Regions from separate parts of the Homo sapiens genome. Here regions 1 and 2 are each linked to region 3. Evidence: read pairs that join two places in POLR2A ChIA-PET (ENCODE). Cell type or tissue: CD4-positive, alpha-beta T cell. All regions are shown on one strand.

Region 1 (5,000 bases), 83 kb before region 3:
TGGCAAGAACTGTGGCTTGTGACTCCTTTCTCTCTTGGGTCCCTCAAGTTTACAAAAACATGGGATACCCCTGGTCTGAGGACCTCTGAATGAAGGCACCCCATGATCCAGAATGTCCTGCTCTCAGGGATCCTGAGGTCCCGTAGTGATCCTGCCTCCTGCCACACATCCTCTGGTTGCATACCTGTAGTGACAGGGAGTGCACCACCTCACGTTAGCTGTTTGTGGCTAAATTTAACCGGTCTTCCGATACCTAAGGAGGGCATTTCTCTTTCCGTGCATTTTAATGCTCCTGGCATTTTCATAATACTGAGGAGGAAACAGATATGAGGACACCCGGCTGCCATGTTGGGAGGCTGAGACATGCTCCCAACAGTCCTACGCACTTGCTTCTGTCTACTTGCCCCCACTATCGCCAGAGCAAATGCCATGCTGCCCTGTGGGATTATGGGGCAGACACGAGTCCCAGGCACCTGGGCCAGGGGCTGTTCCCGGAACTGCAGATAAGGGCTCCCACCTGGGCCTCTTATCTCAGGGGCGTTCCAGCCTGGTTACTCATTACCCTCCCCTTGGCGCGTCCACTTCCCTTCCCTGCTGGGGGCCTTGATGGGGGATCCTTGGCTTTCTAAACTCCCTGGAGGGGAGGGGACTGAAGCAGACAGAGCTGATGCTGTTGTCCCAGGTCCCCAAGCATCTTGCAGGACACCTTTTATCAAAACAGCCTTATTTAATCAGGCCCCAGAGGCAAGTCTGGGGTATACAGGCAGGTGGGATTCCTCCCCGGGAGGTCATACCTGACCTTTCTGGGGTAAGAGGGAGGCTGGGGCGGGGATGTTGGGGAAGCGGCCTGGGAGACGGCTGTCAGGGTTGCAGCAGGGACGCTCTGGGATGAGCTGGGGGCAGGCGGTCCCTTTGGGAGGTGAGACAATGGCCCTGTGTGGTACACTCCCTGCCCCCCACCCCCCACGGGCCGCTTGGTCTGGCACAAAGGACACACTGTGAGGCTGGGTCCTCCAGCTGGTGGGGGTGGCATGGAGTGGGGCCTAAGGAACAGCTATTAGGTCCAGAGTGGCAGTCGGGGGAGGTGGTCAGTTTGGCAGGGCCTCTGGGAGCATAAAAGTCCCAGAGCAAGCCTGGCCTTCCCTGTCCTCCCTCCCATGTCTGTCCTGCAGAGGTGGGGAGGGGTTTAGGGGCAACATGACTTCTCCCCTCTCCGGTCTGGTAGGAACCAGCTGTTAGGTGAGGGGCCGGCTCTGCACCTAGGTGGGGCCCTGGGACCGTGCCCCAGCCCCTCACACCTTGACCTCATCATCCTCCTCAGCATCCGCAAATTCAAAGGTGTTTGCTTGCACTGTGCTGGGCACTGGGGTCCTGCTGCCTGCCTGGGGCGCCCTCCACTCTTCGTCCAGGCTCTCCCAGGAGGCCCGGGCTTGGGGCAGCACCTCCACCCGCTCCTGCCGCGCATCCATCTCTGGGTAGTGGTGGCCGCCATCCCAGCCTGCTCCCCAGTGCCTGCCGAGGGCAGGGCCAGCAGGTCCTCGGGGACCCCCTCCCACTGGGCTGGACTTCACCTCAGCCACTGGGCCCAACCCAGCTGTTACCCCATTGGGACAGTGTCCATGGGGTGTGGAGCTTGCGGCAGGGGCTGGGGGATTTGCAGCAGGACCCGTGGGGGTTGCGGCAGGTGCTGAGGGGTTTGCAGCAGGCGCTGGGGGGTTTGCAGTAGTGGCTGGGGGGTTTGCAGCAGGACCCGTGGGGTTTGCAGTAGGGGCTGGGGGGTTTGCAGCGGGGGCTGGAGTCTCAGCTGCAGGGGCTTCTGGGAGGCTCATGACCCCTAGCAGCTCGCTGAGGAGTGAGGGCCCAAGGTCGAGGTCCAGGCGGAAGGACAAGAGAGAGTCAGAGCGGCGAAGCCCGGGCTCAGAGGGGAAGGAACCATCCCGGTCTCGGTCATGCGGCTTTTCCGAGCGGGGCAGGCGGGAGATGGTGCAGAACCCAGAGTCCAGGCCTAGAAGAGAAATGGGCAGTGGGCTCAGAGCTGGGGTCCCTCACCAGGAATTCAGGAGGGGAGACAGGACCAGTCCTGGCTTGCTGTGTGGCCTCTGGCTAGTCCCTCCCCTCTCTGGCCTCGGTTTCTCCCATCTTTCCAATAGAATACACTCCATGGTCACCTGTGTGATCTTCCTGTCTACCCCGAAAGCTGAAAATCATCATTATCCTCATTTCCATTATGCAGATGGGGAAAGTGAGGCTCAGTTTGGGATGGGGCGAAGGAGCTAGCCCAAGGCCATAGAAGTCTGACGAGGTGGAATCAAGTCTGGAGCTCAAATCTCCTCTCAGTCCCAACTGTGACCTCAGCCATGGCCACCGGCTCCCTGCCATGACGCTGGCCGATGGCTGCAGGTGAACCCATAGCACGTGAGCTGGTTTGTGGACACAGGATGGGACCAGCAATCAGGGTCTGACTGTATAGAAATGAAGGACAGACATGTCCAGCCCCTGCTTCCAGGACTACAGACCTGAGACAGAATCGGGTTTCTGTGGACCAGTCCTCAGTGCGGTTCTGAGCAGCCGCCTGGGGCAGGGGTGTTAGAGCCACTCCCGCAAGGCAGGGAGTGGCCACCAGGTGGCAGCAGGGGCCCATGGTTCTCAGGTGAGCTCTGACCGAACGGCCAAGGTGGCACTTCTGGCTGGGCAGGAAGGCCTGTGGCTTGCGGTTCCTGTGAGTGGTTTCCCAAATTTGTCGAGTTACAGGAAACCAAGTTCAGATAACAACAGCTCCAGTGTCCTGAGCACCTACTAAGTATCAGCCCCCCTGCGCCTCTCCTGGCACTGAATCTTAGCAATGACCCCGAGAGACTCATTATCCAGGCGAGGACTTGAACTTATAGAGGTCAACTGACTTCCTGAAATTCAGGCAGAACTGGATTGGAATCTAGAGCCCAGGCCCTTCACCTCTCCATGATATCATTCCGACATGAGGGGAAGGCTTTGGTTGAAGGGGGCAAGAATGGGTGGGTGACTGGTTCAGCTAAGGCCCAGAGAGGGGGATGTGCTTGCCCAGGTCACACAGCAAGTGAGGGGCAGCTAGAATTCAAACTCCACCTCCTCACTCTCAACCTCAGGTGTTTTGGGGAGTCAGCTTGTTCCCACCACTGCACCCCCTCCCCATCCATGATGTGGGGTCTGGGCCTGACCTCTGTGGTCACTTGGAGCTCACTTGGAGCTTGGAGGAGCCACTGAACCCCTCTGGGCCTCAGCCTCAGCCTCTGAAAAGTGGGCCAAGATGGCCCAGGCCCTCACCGTAGCTGGAGTGGCCGTCCGTGGAGCTGGTGGGGCTGCTGTCGAAGCTGAGCTTGCCAACCACGAGGCTGTCGTAGGCGGCCTGGTTGAGCTGGGGCAGGGAGATGGCGTTCTTGATGATGGGGGAGATGGCCGGTGGAGCCGGGGAGGGTGCAGGGGGAGATGCCATCCTCCGGGGGGGCGCCCCCACCCTCCGCACCAGCTGCAGCTTCTTGGCCAGGAAGCTGCGGGGTGAGCGATGGGTGCTCCCGGAGCTGCCACCGTGGTTGCTGAGGAAGGACGTGTCCCCGAAGACATCCCCGCCACGGCCCACATGCATGGTGTGGCGGAAGTCCCCGAGTGGGTGGCTGATCATGTCTGCAGTCAGCCGCCTCTTTCCCTGTGAACTGGACACCCAGCCCACAGGCGAGAGCTTGCCCAGGCTCATGGTGGCGGCGCCTCTGCCCCCCTGGGGGCCGGGCATCAGCTCTGGCTGCTCACAGCTGCTAGTCCATGCCTACCAGGGGCCGGGGGAGGGAGGTGGGCTGGGCTTGGGATGGCTGCTCAGCTCCTTTGCCCTGGCGGAAGCTGTAAATGGCACTCTCCTAAGGTGAGGTCCCCAAATGCAGAGGCTGTGGGGGGTTCATGGCTCGTCTCTCCCAGGGGCCCGGCTCCCAGCCCCTCAGAAGCAGCTATAGATGTTCAAGCGCAGAGAAAGCACCCCCGAGGTGGTCGGCAACTCTCCTGCCCAGAGGTGGAGACCTGGAAGGAAGACAGAATGGGCGGTGACGGCAGGCCCGCGACAGAGGAGGAAATCCGGGGTCCAAACATTAGCAGCTGAAGAGGATAGATGATCACACCCAACTACACGGATGGAGGCCTCCAACTGACGCGGGGCAGAAGCTAGGCACACGGGGACCCAAGTGAGTCTGTGTATAGAAAGTTCAAGAACACAGCCGGGTGCGGTGGCTCATGCTGGTAATCCCAGCACTTCGGGAGGTTGAGGTGGGTGGCTCACCTGAGGTCAGGAGTTCGAGACCAGCCTGGCCAACATAGAGAAACCCCGTCTCTACTAAAAATACAAAACTTAGCCGGACGTGGTGGTGCGCACCTGTAATCCCAGCTACCCAGGAAGCTGTGGCAGGAGAATCACTTGAACCTTGGAGGCAGAGGTTGCAGTGAGCCAAGATCACATCACGGCACTCCAGCCTCGGCAACAAGAGCAACATTCCGTCTCAAAAAAAAAAAAAAAAAAAAAAAAAAAAACAAGGAAGTTCAGTAACAGGCAAAACCAATTGATGCTATTAGCAATCAGAATGATGGCAGCCTCTGAGCAGGTACTGACTGAATAGGGGACAAATAATTCATTGAGCTATACACTTAAGCCATGTATCAGGAAAAAATAGAAGCACTCATTCACTCATTCTAAGTCTGAGCAACATAATGAGACCTGGTTTTTACAAAAAAATTTTAAAAAAATTAGTTGGGTGTGGTGGTGTATGCCTGTGGTCCTAGCTACTCAGGAGGCTAAGAAGGGAGGATCCTTTGAGCCTAGGAGGTCAAGGCTGCAATGAGCCATGATTGTGTCACTGCACTCCAGTCTGGGAGACAGAGCAAGACCTTGTCTCAAAAAAAAAAAAAAAAAAAAGGAAAAAAAAAAGAAAGCACTTATTCTGCAGGGCCCACTTATGAAGCACTTACTAAGTGCCAAGACCTCACCC
Region 2 (5,000 bases), 250 kb after region 3:
CAGGTTCTGGGGTTTGAGATTGACCTTACCTCCGCCTTGCCTGCTCCCCACAGGTTTGACAACTATTCAGCCAATGTGATGGTGGACAGCAAGCCAGTGAACCTGGGGCTGTGGGACACTGCTGGGCAGGAGGACTACGACCGTCTCCGGCCGCTCTCCTATCCACAGACGGTGTGCTGCTCCCACCTGCCTTGCAGTCCTGACCTTTGCTGTCTCTGTTCCCTCTGCTTGGGATGCCCTTCCAGCCAGCTCAGCCTGGGAAACCCTACCTCTCCCCTTAAGGCCCAGCTCAGGGAGTCTGCCTGCCTTGCATGTCCCAGGCAGAGAAGGGCTTCCTCTTGCACTCCCTCAGCCCTGCATTGGTTCCCGGTCCTCAATGTGCCCATCTTCCCACCCCATTGCCTCCTGGGCTCTGGCACCCCCTGTTTCCAGTGGTGGGGCAGGTGGATTCTGCACAGGGCCCCAGGAGGCAGCCCAGCATGGTGAGCCCTGGGAGTGCTGGGGGAGGGGAGAGGTGGAGGATGCCTGCAGGTGGCTGCTGGGTCCTCGCCCTTCCTCCAGGGTATGCAGGGAGGCGGCTAAGGCCGGTAATCAGATGGTGGATAGTATATGGATTGGAGTATGGACTCTAGAATCCCAGATCCTCCCCTCACCAGAGTGCACGTTGGCAAACTCTTTAACCTCTGGAAGCCTCACTTTCCCTGTCTGAGGAATGGGGCTACCAGCAGTGCTTGCTGCAGAGTGACATGTGAGGATAACCACTTCGCAGAGGCCCTGGCCTTTAGTGAGCGTCCTAACAAACAGCAGCCTCGTGGTAGAGGCGAGAAGGGTATCTCTGCTCTGCCCAGATCCTAAGTCCCCAGCATTCCCTGGGGTGTTCCACCCTCAGGGAGCCCCAAGCTCCACCTCTCGGTGGCTGCCATGGTGGGACACCTCTGGGCCCTCCTCACTAGCAACCTCGCTTGCTCTGTCCCCAGGACGTCTTCCTCATCTGCTTCTCCCTCGTCAGCCCAGCCTCTTATGAGAACGTCCGCGCCAAGGTGAGCTGGACAGGGTGGGCCTTGGGGGCTCTGGGGCAGGTAACCCTGAGGGACAGAGGGAGGAACTGGTGACTCTAGGCTGGTCCCTGGGGCAGCAGAGGTCGCATACAGAGAGGGTCCCCAGTGCCAACCAGGGCTGGCAGAGGGACTTGAGGGGGTAAGATTCAGAGGACCTGGGGTGGGGGGTGCTGCGATAGTTAGCTATACCCCCACTTTCCATGGCTGCATTCTCCTCCTCCCCACACAACCTCATGTCCGCCTCCGATTGTCACATAACCTCATGTTTGCTTCTTATGTCTGCACAAAACCTCGCCTCCTCCTTTCCTACAATCATGCGCCCCCTCCTTCCTGCACAACGTCGTGGCCTCCCCTCCCTGTGCCACCTCACGTCTCTCTCTCCTCACCGTCGTGCCCACCTCTGATCTTCTGGCAACTTGCTGCCTCTCCTCTCCCTACACCCTCACACTCCCTCTGATCCCCGCACAGCCTCGCGCCCCCTCTTGACCCATACAACCTTGTGTCCCCCCACCCACCTGCCCAGTGGTTCCCAGAAGTGCGGCACCACTGCCCCAGCACACCCATCATCCTGGTGGGCACCAAGCTGGACCTGCGGGACGACAAGGACACCATCGAGAAACTGAAGGAGAAGAAGCTGGCTCCCATCACCTACCCGCAGGGCCTGGCACTGGCCAAGGAGATTGGTATGGGCCTCGGGCTCAGAGGGGCGATCTGGCTGCAGGGGAGGCCCTGACTTGGCCTCGTGGTGTGATTGTAAACACGGGCTGCAGGGCCAGGCTGTGCAGTTTGAACTCAGCTGTGCTGTGCACTTGCTGTGTGACCTTGGGCGAGTCACGTAGCCTCTCTCTGCCTGTGTTTCCTTATCAGAAAAGCATGGGATAGTGATAGCTCCTGCCTCCTGGGGTGGTTGGGGGAATTCAGTAACTTATTCCAGGTGGAGCTGCCAGGGCAGCACCTGTGTGTGAGAAGCACTCTGTGTTAGTAGTAGTCGTCCTAGTAGTATGAGTAGTATCTATTAATAGATACTGAAAATAAGGAGGTGTGCTTTGAGCAGACAGAAGCAGAGATTGAGTGGGGGTGCTGTGGTTGCTTGGAGGACAAGTGGCAAGTCAAACTTGGGTGTTCTGGGAAGGCTTCCTGGAGGAGGTGGCGCTGCATTAGATCTAAAGGGTGACACATTTCCTTCCACCACCTTCTCTCCTCCCTTTCCCCACTCCCTTTGGTTTCTCAGCTCGACCCCTCTTTGCCTCCAAATCACTGGGCTGGAGAAATATAGTAACTTCTCAAGGTCACCCAGCTAGTAGGTGGCCCAGCCAGATTTGAAGGAAGGACAGCAAATTATTGGCTCACTGCTGGGGGGTGCTTCTTTGTAGTGGCTCAGGGCTGCCTGCATCAGGGAGGCGATGACCATGGGTCTGGCTTCATGCATGGTACCCAGGCCTGCTGGCTGTTCCTGTCCCTGTCCCTGGTAGGTCCCAATGTGTCTGTAGCTCAGGGATCCTTGCCCAAAAGCCCAAAACCACCAGCTGGGTTTGGTCATATGAGCTGTGCCCTCTGCCTCACCACAGGACTCTGCAGGCCCAGGGTTTGGCCCCCAAATTGAATCCACTAGACCTCCTCCCGCCCCACCGCCCCAGCCCCGCCCCACCTCCCCCTGCCGGAACTGGGAGGGCCCTGGGGACTCACATCTCTTCACAGGAAGAGAAACCGCAGCCACCACCTCCCTCCTTCTGTGACTAGCGTGGTGACACAGCCATCTTCCCCGGGGGCCTCAGACTATGGCTCACACCCTGGCTCCCTTCCCCTGTCCTAGGGCCACAGCTCCCCAGCCTGCAAGTCTTTCCTTTTAAATATCAAGGATTCATCCCTGCCTTCTCTTTCTGACCAACCAGCACCCCTCCAACCCCTGCCCCTGGACTCCTTCTATTCAGGGTGCAGCTCTCCAGCCTGTGGCCTGGCTGTCACTGACCTCTCCCTTGTAAAGCACATGCTTTGGGATCATGTGGAGGGTGCTGGAGGCCTGGATTCTGGTCCTGGCTCTGATACTGATTGGCTGTGTGACCTTGGGTTAGTGGCTGCCCCTCTCTGGGCCTCAGTCTCCCTCTCCACATAAGCTGACCTGGACAATCCCCAAAGGCCCTCTCTCCTCCATAAGGTGGTGACTCAGAGTTCTTGCCTTGGCCTCTAGCCAGTCTTTCCTGGCTGACCCTGCATGGAGCTGGGGCAGGGGCAGTGATTTTAACTGTGCCTCAGACCAGCTTAGGCCTAGGGGGAGTCCTGGGGGGACTGGCAGGGATAGTGAGGGAAGCAGCAACTGCCTCTGCCCACCTGGACTCCCCAGCCCTGGGATGACAAGTTTTGGGGGCAGCCCTGAGCCCAGCTGATAATCACAGCTGATGTGGACTGAGCACTTCCTGGGAGCCACTTCATTCTCACAGCAGCTATGACGAAGAGCTCTTGTCACCTTCACTTTACAGAGAGGAAACAGGCTCGGGGGGACATGTTGCTGGCTTAAGGCCACCCAGCCAGGATTCTGACAGGGGTGGACTGGCTCCCTAAGCCACAAAGCTGAGGGCCATCTGTCCTCCCTGCACCTCCACTGCCCCCACCGCCCCCTCACCCTCCTTGCCCTCTCTGTAGCTCCCCTGCCCCCTGCCTCAGCTTGATGAGCCATCGCATGGCAATGAGTCCTAGACAGATGGGAGACTGAGGCCCGGAGAGGGGGAACTGACTAAAGTCCTAGAGCAGTGAGAGGCCGAGCCAAAGTGAGCCCTGGCCCCCCAGCTCAGGACCCTTGTCCTGGGTGAGTGGGTGGCTGGGTGCCAGGGAAAAGGCAGTTGGTGGATGTGGGGGAAGTGGACGCAGATGTGGTCCCTTATAAGGAGACAGTGGCCAAGTGCCCAGTGACACCTCCTCAACACAGGGGGCTGTGGTGACCAGACTCCGGGCTGAGCTCAGGGCACCCTGCTCTTGCCAGCCAAGCCCCATGACAACCACTGCCCATGATCCCTGGTGGGCGTATATGCCTCCAGGTAGAGGGGAGACGCCCAGCATGTGACTCAGAGCGAGTGACATCCTCTCTGAGCCTCAGGCTCCTCGTCCCTGCCCCACCCTTCCTTTCTCCCCAGCACCTGGCCTCAGTGGGCTCCCCTGTTCCAGGGGCTGCCCCTCCTGCCATCCCGACTTCTCCCCCCAGCTCTGTGCCTTCGGGCCTTGGCTTCCCCACTCTGGGCCTGTTTCCTGGTCTGTGAAATGGGAACTCACCCCGGTGTTGTTGGAAGCACCCAGCTCAGTGCCTGGCACAGGGTAGGTGGTGACCAGCGTCCATCCCCTTCCATCCTGCCACAGAGAAGCAAGCGGGCTTTGGCGGAGGGCCCAGAGTTCCCCTCCCCTCCCTTCTCCTTCCTCTTGGTTCTGACATCGGCCCCCAGGCCTGCATAGCATCTCGGCAGAAGGGGTTTTGTGGTTTTTCACTTCAGGGAAACTGTGCAGCTTGAAATGGACATGGGAAGTCACACGGACTCTTTGCAGAATGTCATGGAACGCCGTCCCTGGGGGTGGGAACTAGGCCTGCCTTTCTCCTCATCTGTGCCCCGGGCTCTAGCCCTGAGGGGTCTTCATGTGGGAGAAGGCTGGGCCTCCCATGGCAGGACAGAGGAGCTCTCCAATGCCACTCCTCCCAGAAGGCCCCCAGCTGGGCCCAGGTTGAGGGAATACATCCAGCGTGTGAGTTTGGATGAGTCGCATACTCTCCAGGAGCCTCAGTTTCCTTGTCTGTAAGACAGGGACGGTGCTAAGGAAGGGGCTGATGATGTTGGGAAGTTCCTGGGGAGGGGGCCCTGAGGGCTTCAGGCCTCCTGGGGATTATTTGCAACCCTGGGAGAATCCTGGAGGGATGGGCAAGACAATTTTCTAGAAGGTGAGGCTCCCAGAGATTTGGTC
Region 3 (5,000 bases):
CAGCTCACGCAGGGCCTTGTGGGCTGCTGTGTGCGTTTTGGCTTTTGTTCTGAAGAAAATGGGAGCCAGTGCAGGCTCTGAGTGGAGGAGGGAGGAGGTGTGAGTGAGCTTGTGCGAAACAAGATGGAGGTGGTGGCTGGAGAAGGCCCTCTGTCTGTCCACTGGTCAGGTGCTGGGAGAGAGGCAGCTCCAGAGACTGCGGAGTGAGGTCGGGTATGGGCTGGGGCACAGCTGGACAGGTGCCCTCAGGGGACCTCCTGTGAACTAGATGAGGAACAGAGACCTGGGTTCTGCCAGCTCTGCGGCTGAGTTGCTGGATCGTTTTTGCTCATTCTGTGCCTTTGTGCCTTATGTCTTCAGCTATAAACTGGGAACGACAGTCCCAGTGCTGTTGTGAAGACCTCAGGAACTGAGCGAACAACTGTGGGAGCCCCAGAGGTTAAGAGGTTATCACGGAAGGCTTCCTGGAGGAGGGAACCCTTAAGCTTTGAAGTCCAGATAGAACTCAGCCTAGTGGAGGGAATGTGGGTGAGGCTGGTGGAATATGGGAGAGCATCCCGGAGGAAACCTGTGAGCAAAAGCTGGGGGCTGGGTGAAGCAGGACACCAAAGTAATGGGTGTTGAATGGGCCGAGCTGACAGCTCTCTGGGGGAGTGGACGGTGCTGGAGGACACTCCCTTCCACCGGGCACGGAGGGTTTGTTGTGACTTCCTCCCACCGCAGCAGCTGGCAGAGCCGGGGCTGCCCTTTCTGCTGGTGCCTCCTTTCAGCCGCCTCTGTCTGGGGTTCCCTTCGTCTGGCCCCGCCCCTCGGGCTAAGCGGGGCGGGGCCAGGCGGTCCCGGAGGCTGCGGCAGGCCGGACAGCGGGAGCAGGTGGAGGACTGGCGGCGGTCGAGATCGTGCTGCCATGGCTCAGCCTCTGGGTCCAGAGCCTCAGCTCCTACCTCTTCCCTCCTTGCCAGCCCCTGATGCCTGCCAGACTTTTGCCTCTGCTGGAGCCCCTGCCTGACCAGCTTCCCCTCCCTGTCTGGTTGGGATTTGGGGGCTGAGCTGTCTGGGGTCCCAGGGCCAACCAATGCAGTGCCGGCTCCCGCGGGGCCTGGCTGGAGCCCTCCTCACCCTCCTGTGCATGGGGCTCCTGTGTCTGCGGTACCACTTGAACCTGTCCCCGCAGCGGGTACAAGGGACCCCCGAGCTGAGCCAGCCGAACCCGGGGCCCCCTAAGCTACAGCTACACGATGTCTTCATTGCAGTGAAGACGACCCGGGCTTTCCACCGCTTGCGCCTGGAGCTGCTGCTTGACACGTGGGTTTCCAGGACCAGGGAACAGGTGACAAGTGGGTGACATTGGGCCCTGGGGGTGGCCCCTGGCCTAAGGGGTTCTCAGAGGCCTTTCTACTGGGCTGGGGTCCCTGACTGCCTCATGGGAGAAGCTGCTCAATACCTGCCTAATCAGGGATCCTCTTCCTCTCTCCTTCTTCCGGGCTTTAGGGGCTGCCTGCGGCCCTGCCCGTGCCCTGTACTGGTCCTGACTCCAGGTGCACCCAGGTCCTACCGCTCCACCACTTTTGGGGGCCAGGCTGGGCCCCTGCTCCAGGCTCCCGGGTCCCTCCTGGGGGTTCTTCTATTCCTAGCCGCTCCCGTGGGGGCTTCGCTCCTAGCCACCCAGGCCCAGCCTGGCATCAGGGGTAATGGTGGGTGTTGGGCAGCTGGGGTGGAGGCCTCCAAGAGGTCCTGACCCAGACCCGTGCCCAGGCCAGGCTGTCCCACCCAGGCCCTAGGTGCTGTCCTGCCCGGGCTCTGAGGGTGGAGGACGGGAGGAGAATGGTGGGGTCTGTTCTTGGGGGAGGCATCCCTTCGGCCTTCCCGATAGCCCCTGCCGCTGTGTCTCTGCTGCCCCGGGTGTGCCGAGGCCGCCATGTCTGGCCTCCTGTGTTGGCTTCCTGCGGACTGCTTCCGAGGGAGGGAAGGAGAGCGCATGCCACGAGGGTGGCGGCTGAGGCAGTGGTGGGCCGGAGGTTGGGGAGGCCTGCCTGGCACGTGGGATTGTGTGTGTGTGTGTGTGTGTGCTCACACGCACGGAGCTGGAGTGTGCTAGATGTGTGTGACAAGAGGCATGTCTGTCACATGGCTGTGCGGCTCCGGCGAGCCAAGTCCCTTCCAGCCCTTTCCCTCCTCGCATCCAGTATCTTCCTTAAGCAAAGTTAGTGATGTCGGTGTTAGGGACCGTTGATGGGGGAGGTGGAGAATGGGTACACACACACACACACACACACACACATCGGTCCCCTCTTTGGCGGCTGGCTCAGTGGGAGGAAGTGACTGAGTCTTTGGAGATAGTCGAGACCTCCTGGAAGACCAAAAGGAGGGGGAGAGGATGGCTGGCAGAGGCCAGGCCCTCCTGGGGAGGGGCACCCTGCCCTGATTTCTGCCCTCGTACTTGGGATTAACTCTTCCCCAGCTGGCCCCCAGCACCTCAGCTCTTCTCTGGGCCCCACACGGCTTCTCATCTTGGGGAGATCCTGGTTCTTCCTGCGGAAGCAGCCAAGGCGGGCCCTCCCGCAGGCCTTCCTGTTTATGCGTCTGTGTACCCGGGAGCGTGGCCTCACGTGGCCCACGGCCCTTTCCTGTCTTATCTCCATCACCGCGGTGGTGCCCTTGCCCCGGATGAGGAAACTGAGGCCAGAGAGAGGAAGTGCTGGCTGGCGTGGTGTCACGCAGAAGGCCTGAGGGGACAGAGCCCAGTGGGACCTAGAACCTTGCTCCTGGTTGGGTGCTTTTCTCCCCTGCTGAGACTTGGGAACCCTGTGAGGACTGGGTCACTGGGCTACAGGAGTCGCTACCCCACGTCTCTCACCCTTTGGCTCACTTCTCTCTGTGACCTCAGCCAAGGCCCTCCCCTTTCGGCCCGCAGTTTCCCCATCTGCACGGGGCAGGAGTGTCTGGACCGGGCCTGAGCTGGTTAACTGCAGCGCTGGGCGCCCGCCTGGCTGGTTAAGGGCGGTCGGGTGGCAGGTGGGCCTTGCGGCAGGGGCCGGGACTCGTGTGCCGGCCTTTGTCCTGGGCTGAGGGGGTGGGCTGGGGGAGGCGGGTTTTGTGCTCAAGGCGAGCCTTTCTCCTCCCTATGGTCCCCTTGTTGGGGGGAGAGGTGGCAGCAGCCCCACCACTCCCCTCCTCTGCAGCAGATGGTCCCCGGCCACCCCTCCCCTGCCCCAGCAGGCTGCGTGTCCCTTTGTTTCCCGCGGCTGCCTGTGAAGTTTTCACCATTGTCAGGTCCCCTCCTTAAACAAGTCAAATGCAGCCCTTGGCTCCAAAGAAACTCTGCCCATCGCTCTGTGCCAACCTTAGGATTCCCAGGGACTGAAAGCGCCAGCCTCACTGCCCTCTCCTGTGCCCCCGCCCCCTCTGGACCTGGACTCCCCTTCCCGGCTCTCTCCCTCACTCTGTTCATGGCTGCTGGTGTTTTGTTTTGTTTATTTTGAGACAGAGTCTCACTCTGTTTTCCAGGCTGGAGTGCAGTGGCACGATCCTGGCTCACTGCAACCTCCGCCTCCTGGTTTCAAGTGATCCTCAGCTTCCTGAGTAGCTTGGACTACAGGCATGCGCACCACGCCCGGCTAATTTTTCTATTTTTAGTAGAGATGGGGTTTTGCCATGTTGGCCAGGCTGGTCTTGAACTCCTGGCCTCAAATGATCCACCTGCCTTGGCCTCCCAAAGTGCCTATTCTCCTGCTTTATTCAGGCTTACTAGATCTTCACCGGGAAACAGTCCTCAGCCCATTTGGCCCATGCTCCAAGCTTGAGAGTGTTTCACTATCGGGTGGCTGTTTGGTGGCAAAAGTTTGTCGAGGGCAGGGTAGGAAAGGCCTGGTTTCTTTGATAGGATCCCTTGAGGCTGTGTTGAAAACCGACTTGGGGTGGAGGCAGGGAGCAGGGAGGCCAGGGAGGAGGGCCTGCAGCAAAGCAGGCAGCAGGTGACGACAGTGGCGGGGACTAGGTGGCCGGGTGGGCCGGAGGGAAGAGCAGCGTCCCAGACGATTTGGAGGCTGGTGAGCAGAATTGATGACAGGCTCGGGAAGAGGTGTGAGAGGAAGAGAGGAGGAGCGGGGAGTCTGAGGTTTTGGGTCCCAACCAGTGAGAGGGAGGAGCAGGTCTTGGGGAGAACGGGGGCTCAGTCTTGATGTGTTAAGCCCCCAGGAGACGTCATGGTTTCAGGGGATTTGACAGTTTGGAGCTCAGGGAGAGGCTAGGGCTGGTGGTGTCCACGAGTCTCCAGCTCCCTGATGGTGTTTAAAGCTGAGAGGCTGCATGGCGTCACTGACGGAGTGGGCTTCATGGAGAAGCGGACCAGGGTCTAGGCTTGGACCACCACCATTTCCCCCTGCGGAAATCCAGAGACCTCCAGCATTCGCTAAATCTGACGGTGGGAGACAGACCCCAGGGAGAGAGGCTCAGAGGGTGGATGCTGCACAGGCCTTCCTGAGGAGAGCCAGGTGCCGGAGCAAGGAGACAAATTGGACCCAGCCTGTGGTCTCCAGGATGCCATCGTCTGGTGGAAGAGACGGGGAGAGAAATTTCTGTAACCAGGGAGTTTTGCTAACTGCTGTTAGTGACAGGAGAAACAGAGGGCTGAGGAACACATAGCAGGGGCCTCTAAAGTAGCTGGAGGGGTGTCAGGGAAGGCTTCCTGGGGAAGGTGATGCCTGAGCTGGGAGCTAGAGGGTGGAAAGAGGGCATAGCATGCGCAGAGGCTCAGAGGCGTGCGCACGTGCGTGTGTGTGTGTGTGTGTGTATGCGTGCGTGTGTGTGCGTGTGTGTGTGTGAGAGAGAGAGACAGAGAGAGAAGCCCCAGGGGTGGACAGGAAGTAATGAGATCAGACTACATCAGGCAGGGTGGCCAGGTGGCCCCTCACTGGCCACACTTAGGGAGGCTGGCCTTTATCCCAAGAGTAGTAGGGAGCCATGGAAGGTGTTAGTGGCTGGTGGGTGGAGTTGGGTGT

The links. Peaks named below come from ENCODE experiments on the same cell type or tissue, not always from the same donor. Only the 100,000 strongest peaks of a DNase experiment are listed, where the experiment ranks them.
Region 1: POLR2A ChIA-PET joins it to region 3 with 12 read pairs; 10 of 35 experiments call an interaction of 5 or more read pairs at or near these places.
Region 2: POLR2A ChIA-PET joins it to region 3 with 10 read pairs; 6 of 35 experiments call an interaction of 5 or more read pairs at or near these places.

Annotation. Positions count from the first base shown.
Region 1 is chr22:37,565,113-37,570,112 of GRCh38, reverse strand. It overlaps CDC42EP1 (CDC42 effector protein 1), which reads right to left. Exons shown (of 3, transcript NM_152243.3): 2 at 3,301-4,041; 3 at 708-2,005. The coding sequence starts at 3,763. The coding sequence ends at 1,293. Among named protein-coding and RNA genes, the nearest start is that of CDC42EP1, 7.1 kb to the right of the region's middle. RefSeq lists enhancers at 1-148, 485-629, 377-671, 1,638-2,289 and a cis regulatory region at 550-563. In CD4-positive, alpha-beta T cell, CTCF peaks have their summits at 2,423 and 2,622 (motif pointing right); DNase peaks (open chromatin) are centred at 2,662 and 3,562; H3K4me3 peaks cover 1,206 bases; H3K27me3 peaks cover 279 bases.
Region 2 is chr22:37,227,972-37,232,971 of GRCh38, reverse strand. RAC2 (Rac family small GTPase 2) reads left to right here. Exons shown (of 7, transcript NM_002872.5): 3 at 54-171; 4 at 978-1,040; 5 at 1,582-1,741. Among named protein-coding and RNA genes, the nearest start is that of RAC2, 14 kb to the left of the region's middle. RefSeq lists enhancers at 1,709-1,848, 2,379-2,438. In CD4-positive, alpha-beta T cell, no CTCF peak of the experiment used is centred here; DNase peaks (open chromatin) are centred at 1,381, 2,161, 2,771, 3,501 and 4 weaker places; H3K4me3 peaks cover 1,579 bases; H3K27ac peaks cover 4,885 bases.
Region 3 is chr22:37,482,253-37,487,252 of GRCh38, reverse strand. It overlaps MFNG (MFNG O-fucosylpeptide 3-beta-N-acetylglucosaminyltransferase), which reads left to right and starts at 869. Exons shown (of 8, transcript NM_002405.4): 1 at 869-1,330. The coding sequence starts at 1,076. RefSeq lists enhancers at 1-488, 489-998, 1,475-1,524, 1,925-1,984, 2,275-2,684 and 1 more and a silencer at 775-904. In CD4-positive, alpha-beta T cell, no CTCF peak of the experiment used is centred here; DNase peaks (open chromatin) are centred at 752, 1,392, 2,042 and 2,602; H3K4me3 peaks cover 3,537 bases; H3K27ac peaks cover 4,726 bases.